2 separate regions of the Homo sapiens genome follow, and region 2 is linked to region 1. The links are chromatin loops, found by intact Hi-C in ENCODE. Cell type or tissue: gastrocnemius medialis. All regions are shown on one strand. Region 1 overlaps EGFLAM-AS5 (EGFLAM antisense RNA 5). Region 2 overlaps LIFR (LIF receptor subunit alpha).

Region 1 (2,500 bases):
TCTCCCAGAGGAATCATGGTTATCATCATCATCATCATCATCATCCACTCCTAGACACATAATCTTATATGAGTGCAGTCCGGAGAAAGGCCACATGGTAGAAAGTGGGTCCTCCACTTCCCAGACACCCTTGCCTCAACACCTCTTCCTTTGATACTGCTGGGGCCAGTGCTTCCCAAGATGTCATGGAGTTGCTTTTACAGGCCATTTTGATGGATTCCCTCCAGCCATACATATCATTGTGATCTTAGGCCATTCAGCTGAATTGAAGCTAGAAGAGCTGTTGCTAATGAGTTGTTGTTCCACGAAAGTGTTATCCAGAGAAAAATGCAATGACCCAGGGATGCAGGCCTGGGAGTAGAACCATTTGCCTCTGGGTGGGAAGCAGATGAGGCTAAGGGGAGAAGAGTGACGTGATGACAGGGTCAGGGGAGTAGGGATCTGACAGGTGAGAGAGCAGCAGAGTGGAGGGACCCAGGAGGAGCTGGTGACCTGGGAGGCTCAGGGTCAGAGGACAGGGTAAGAGACAGTGTATCCCATGTGGGCTCCTGGGTGTCCTGTTGTCTCTCTATGTGTATCTGCTGTCATGGCCACAATAATGCTGCATAACAAAAATCACAAAACTGCAATGGCATGCAGCAACGAGTGTTTATTCCTCATGCGCCTTAAGTGGTCAGCTTGGCAGCTCTGCCAGTCTTGGTTGGGCTTGACTAGGTGGATCTTCCGGTGTCCGTTGGACTTGCTCACACGTGTCAGGGTTGCTAATTCAGGACAGCCTTGGCTGGGTTGGTGAGGTGGCTTGTGTCTGCTCCGTGTGTTTCTTGTCCTCCTCCTGGGCTAATGGGCTGGCCTGAGCATGCCCTTCTCCTAACAATGGGGGAGGGCACGAGCACGAGAGTAAAGGTGGAAGGCCTTTCACAGCCTCGGCTTGGCACTGCCACACCCCAGTCATCTGTGGATTCAAGAGAGGAAGAAACGGGCCGGCCCCCACGTGACATATGGGCTCTTCTCCAGCATGAGAGAACTACCAAGCTGCCCGGTGGAGGGCATGGACTCAGGAGCAGTGGAAAAGCGTCACTGCTGATGCAATCGGTCTACCCCAGCAAGTCCTACGTCATTCACAGCAGGGTGCAGTAGGGAGGCCGTGACCCCCTGGCCATAGGTCTTCTCCGACCTTCTTTAACCCTTGGGGCTGGAGGCGAGGTCCATGATGTTCTCAGTGCCCAGCCAGGCCAGGCCTGATGCGAGCAGCACCCGCCCTCCCCCATCGCAATGCGGTGCCCTCTCTTCCCCTTGCCCTCCTTCCACATGCTCCCTGACACTTGGCAGCTGGCCCCGTTGCTGTTCTGAGGAGGAGGGACTGGACCGGCTGGAAGATGGGATCTGTGCCTGGCTTTTGGGTAGCCGCTGTGGGGAGAGCATGTTGAAGGCTGGCCAGGCTCTTGGCTGAAGAGAAAGGTTTGGGGTGTCGCCAGGGAGCTCAGAGGCTAACAGCAGTCCCTGTCCTAGGGAGGAAGGATGGAGTGGGGCACGGGATCCTGAAAAGCTTTTCTCCCACAATCAGGGTCTGAGGAAATTCCCCGGAACCTCCCACATGTTCGAAGCAAGGGTGACCGGGTGTGGGGTGAGGATGTCCTTGCTTTTCCTATTAAGATGGCCTCCCATAACCCTGCATGTTCCTGGAGGCCCCACCTCAGGATTTCTCTCAGGAAGGTCTGTGGGGGTCTTCTGTGTCCCCCTTCTGCGGCTGCCCAGGCAGCTGCCCCGGCCTGCCCGCCGCTCTGAAGGCCGTGCCACTCTCCCACCCTGGTATTTGTCTTTCATTTCCTGACCCAGTCCTGCTCCCTTCTCCCGGCCCTCCAACACAAACAGGCCGGCTGGTGTCCACACACAGACTGCCCTGCTGGCACGGGCACTGGCGCTTTCCTGCTGCTGCCCCCTCTCCTTCCTCCCTGCCCACCTCCTCCCCTGGCCCTGCAGGAGCTGCTACCCCCTCCCTGCGTGGGAGGAAGGAGCTCGGAAAAGCGCCCGGAGTTGGAGCTGGCAGGCCCAGGGCTTTCCACTTGGAGGAAACGCTGCATTTTTCACCTTTAACCCAGAAAAATATGGTTCTCAGAAAGCTTGTTTTTAGCACTGTGAGTTCCCAAAGGAGGAAGAATAGGCAGTAGGGGGGCCCCCAGCCTCTCTGAGCTCCGACAGCAACCCCCACCCCAGAAGGCCGTTCTTCCTGGGAGGGAATGACCGAGGGGCAGCCTGCAGAGGCCCAGCTCCGAGAAAATAAAGGCAGAGAATTCCAGCTCCAAGCGGAAAGACAATACTTTAGGAGAGGAGCCTGGACAAGGCATGAGCCGCTTCCCACCTCCTCCCTGCCTCTTCCAGCTCCTGCCCAGTCCAGGAACGCATAGTAGTTGCCCTTGGAGCTGGGGGTCAGTCCGGGCGTGCCCACCACCGCCCAGACCCTTAGCTGAGAAGGGGGTAAGATTAGCTTATCAAAGGCGGG
Region 2 (2,500 bases), 68 kb after region 1:
CAGCCTTGTGTGCAGAAGGAGGCCTCAGGCAACACCTGCACAGTCAGGGTGAAAGGAATCAAGACAGCCCAAAGCATCTTTTATCTCAAGAATCTATCTTTTTGCCATACAATAAGATGACTCCCTTGTCATTAATTCTCAAAAGAAATTAAATACTAAGCTGGAACACTCGAGGGAGAAAAGACTCTGAACTACTGTAAAGGTAAATAAGCCTACGAGTGGGTCACCCATCCACAGGAGTGGAGATGCTGGGAGTTGAGCAAAACAAGTGCAATCACACAGGCAGTAAACAGTACCCGCACTGCTCATTTGTATTCTTCCTAGTGTCCCTTTCTTTACTGTTTCCTAGGAGGAAACATCAACATTGTTTAAAAACTTTGACCAGCAACTATTTTCCTTATCCCATTTCCCTCCCACAAGATCTTAAATTCCTCCAGCATTAGCTCCCAGTGAAGAAGGCTTTTCAGGATCATAAACTCTGCAGTTTGGTAGACTCCATTGTGTTATTGAAGTGAAGTGTAGGGGCTCTTCAAGTTAAAAGAAAGAAATACTTACGAAAAACATACACTTGGCCAGACTGAGAAGTTCTATCTGGGAAGACTAGACTGCACAGGAAGGCATGAATAGCTTTTCAGAAAGAGGGAAGCTGGAACAAAGTGATGTTTCAAGGAGATTAACTAGGACATAGCTGCAGTAACAAAGATGTATGCAAAATTTATCAGTATATAGGTCTAGTCCTAGCAAAAATCTAGTCCTCAAAGAGCCCACATAACCCAGCACAAGGAATCTGAAAAGACTGATACCAAGATGCATCACTGAGAATATCAAAATATCTGTATCAAAGATGTTACAAGTTTCCAGGGAGTGGAGGCCATACACAAGGGCTCAGGAATAAGAACAACATCAGAATAAATTAGTCAAGTCAGGCCTCTGTGACTTGCGGTGTGAGTGTGGACAAACCCCCATTGTAACACAGGGATGGTGACAGCACCACCTCCAGAGCAGGTTACGGGTGTACATGAGACACTGGGTGTGTGACCCATAAATATTCTTGAGAAGGGGAGGAACACACCAGACTTTTTAGCAATAAAAGCTAAAAAGAACACCTTCCAAAATACAAGTGAAAATTATTTTCACACTTGAATTCTATACTCAAACTGTTGAGTGGATAACATATATTTTACAAAGACATGCAAAATGTCAAAAGATGTATCACCTTCCGTGTACCCATTCTCTGGAAGCTACTGCAGGACATGACTGACCAAAATGAGGTACAAAACAAAAAAGAACAAGAGAGAAAATATACAATCCATACAACTGGAGTCAGAACCTAGAAAGAGGCCTTGCACACTGCCTCTGCTGTGTGTCCGGGCCACACTAAAATGGCTGCCATTCCACAGCTGCCAGACCCTTCAGGACTCCTTAGGCCAGCACCCTTTTTCCCTTCTTGCTAATTTCATCTGCACCCTCCTCAAGTCAGCAGTGATGCTCCTAGCAGGAGGTATGTTTGTCATTGCCTCTGAGAGTCCACAGGTTAGATGCCATCTGCTGCTGCTTCCACAACACTTTAATTATATTTATGTCATGGGGTTGCACAATTCATGTTCCATAGGCCAAATCTTACCCGCCTCTTGATTTTGTAAATCTTCCTAGAACACAGCCACGCCCACTAGTTTAAGTATAACCTATGACTACTTTCCCATGACAATGTTAGAGCTGAGTGGCTAGGATAGAGATTGAATGGTCCACAAAGCCTAAAATATTTACTGCCTGGCCCTTTACAGAAAGAGTTTGCTGACTTCTGCTCTACTGCTTCACTTCCTAATCTTATAATTCTCCCTACAGACCGTCAGATCCTTGAGAGCAAACACATCCGAGTTCACTGTAACCCTCAGTGTCCAAGCAGTACCTGGCACAAAGCAGACACCAAAAACTCTAAGCCAGCTGGCTGAATGAATACCAAGGCACAAATTATTATATGCCCACACAGTATACTTTCATTGTTAGGCTGCATGCTAACCCAGGTACTGCCAACACTAGGAACCCAAGTTAAAGCTCTGGCTCCCAAACTGCACTGAGGCACCCCAAGACACCAAAGCAAACTGACAGAGCTATCACAGAATATCTAAGTTTTTGAAGGAAATAAAGTGACATCTGTCCAACACTCTGAAAACCGTTAGTTCAAGGTAGTCCACAGTTTCAATATTTGCTCATGCTACATTTTTTTGTGTGACATCGTATCTTTATCTTTGGTGAAGAGAGGGAGGGACTAGTAATTGCTGGGATAAAACACAAGTACTACCCAAACAAATCAATGTAGAAATGGAAATGAGGGTGCTGGTTTCCAAGATTTGGGAAGCTATGCAGTACTCAATAGCTTCACACATCTCATCAGTAATTAAGGTTTTTTAAGAATGAAATAAAAATACTACCATAGACCCTTCATATCCCAGGGTTCTGCAACCACAGATTCAACCAACCTTGGATTGAAAATATTCAG

The links. Peaks named below come from ENCODE experiments on the same cell type or tissue, not always from the same donor. Only the 100,000 strongest peaks of a DNase experiment are listed, where the experiment ranks them.
Region 2: a loop joins it to region 1, with 6 times the contacts of the local background. A loop is called at or near these places in 8 of 110 quality-filtered maps.

Annotation. Positions count from the first base shown.
Region 1 is chr5:38,465,532-38,468,031 of GRCh38, forward strand. The region is part of intron 1 of EGFLAM-AS5 (EGFLAM antisense RNA 5); the gene reads right to left. Among named protein-coding and RNA genes, the nearest start is that of EGFLAM-AS5, 1.6 kb to the right of the region's middle. RefSeq lists an enhancer at 735-1,934. In gastrocnemius medialis, no CTCF peak of the experiment used is centred here; DNase peaks (open chromatin) are centred at 456 and 1,140; H3K4me3 peaks cover 1,969 bases; H3K27ac peaks cover 2,500 bases.
Region 2 is chr5:38,533,809-38,536,308 of GRCh38, forward strand. The region is part of intron 1 of LIFR (LIF receptor subunit alpha); the gene reads right to left. Among named protein-coding and RNA genes, the nearest start is that of LIFR, 22 kb to the right of the region's middle. In gastrocnemius medialis, no CTCF peak of the experiment used is centred here; a DNase peak (open chromatin) is centred at 1,553; H3K27ac peaks cover 2,500 bases.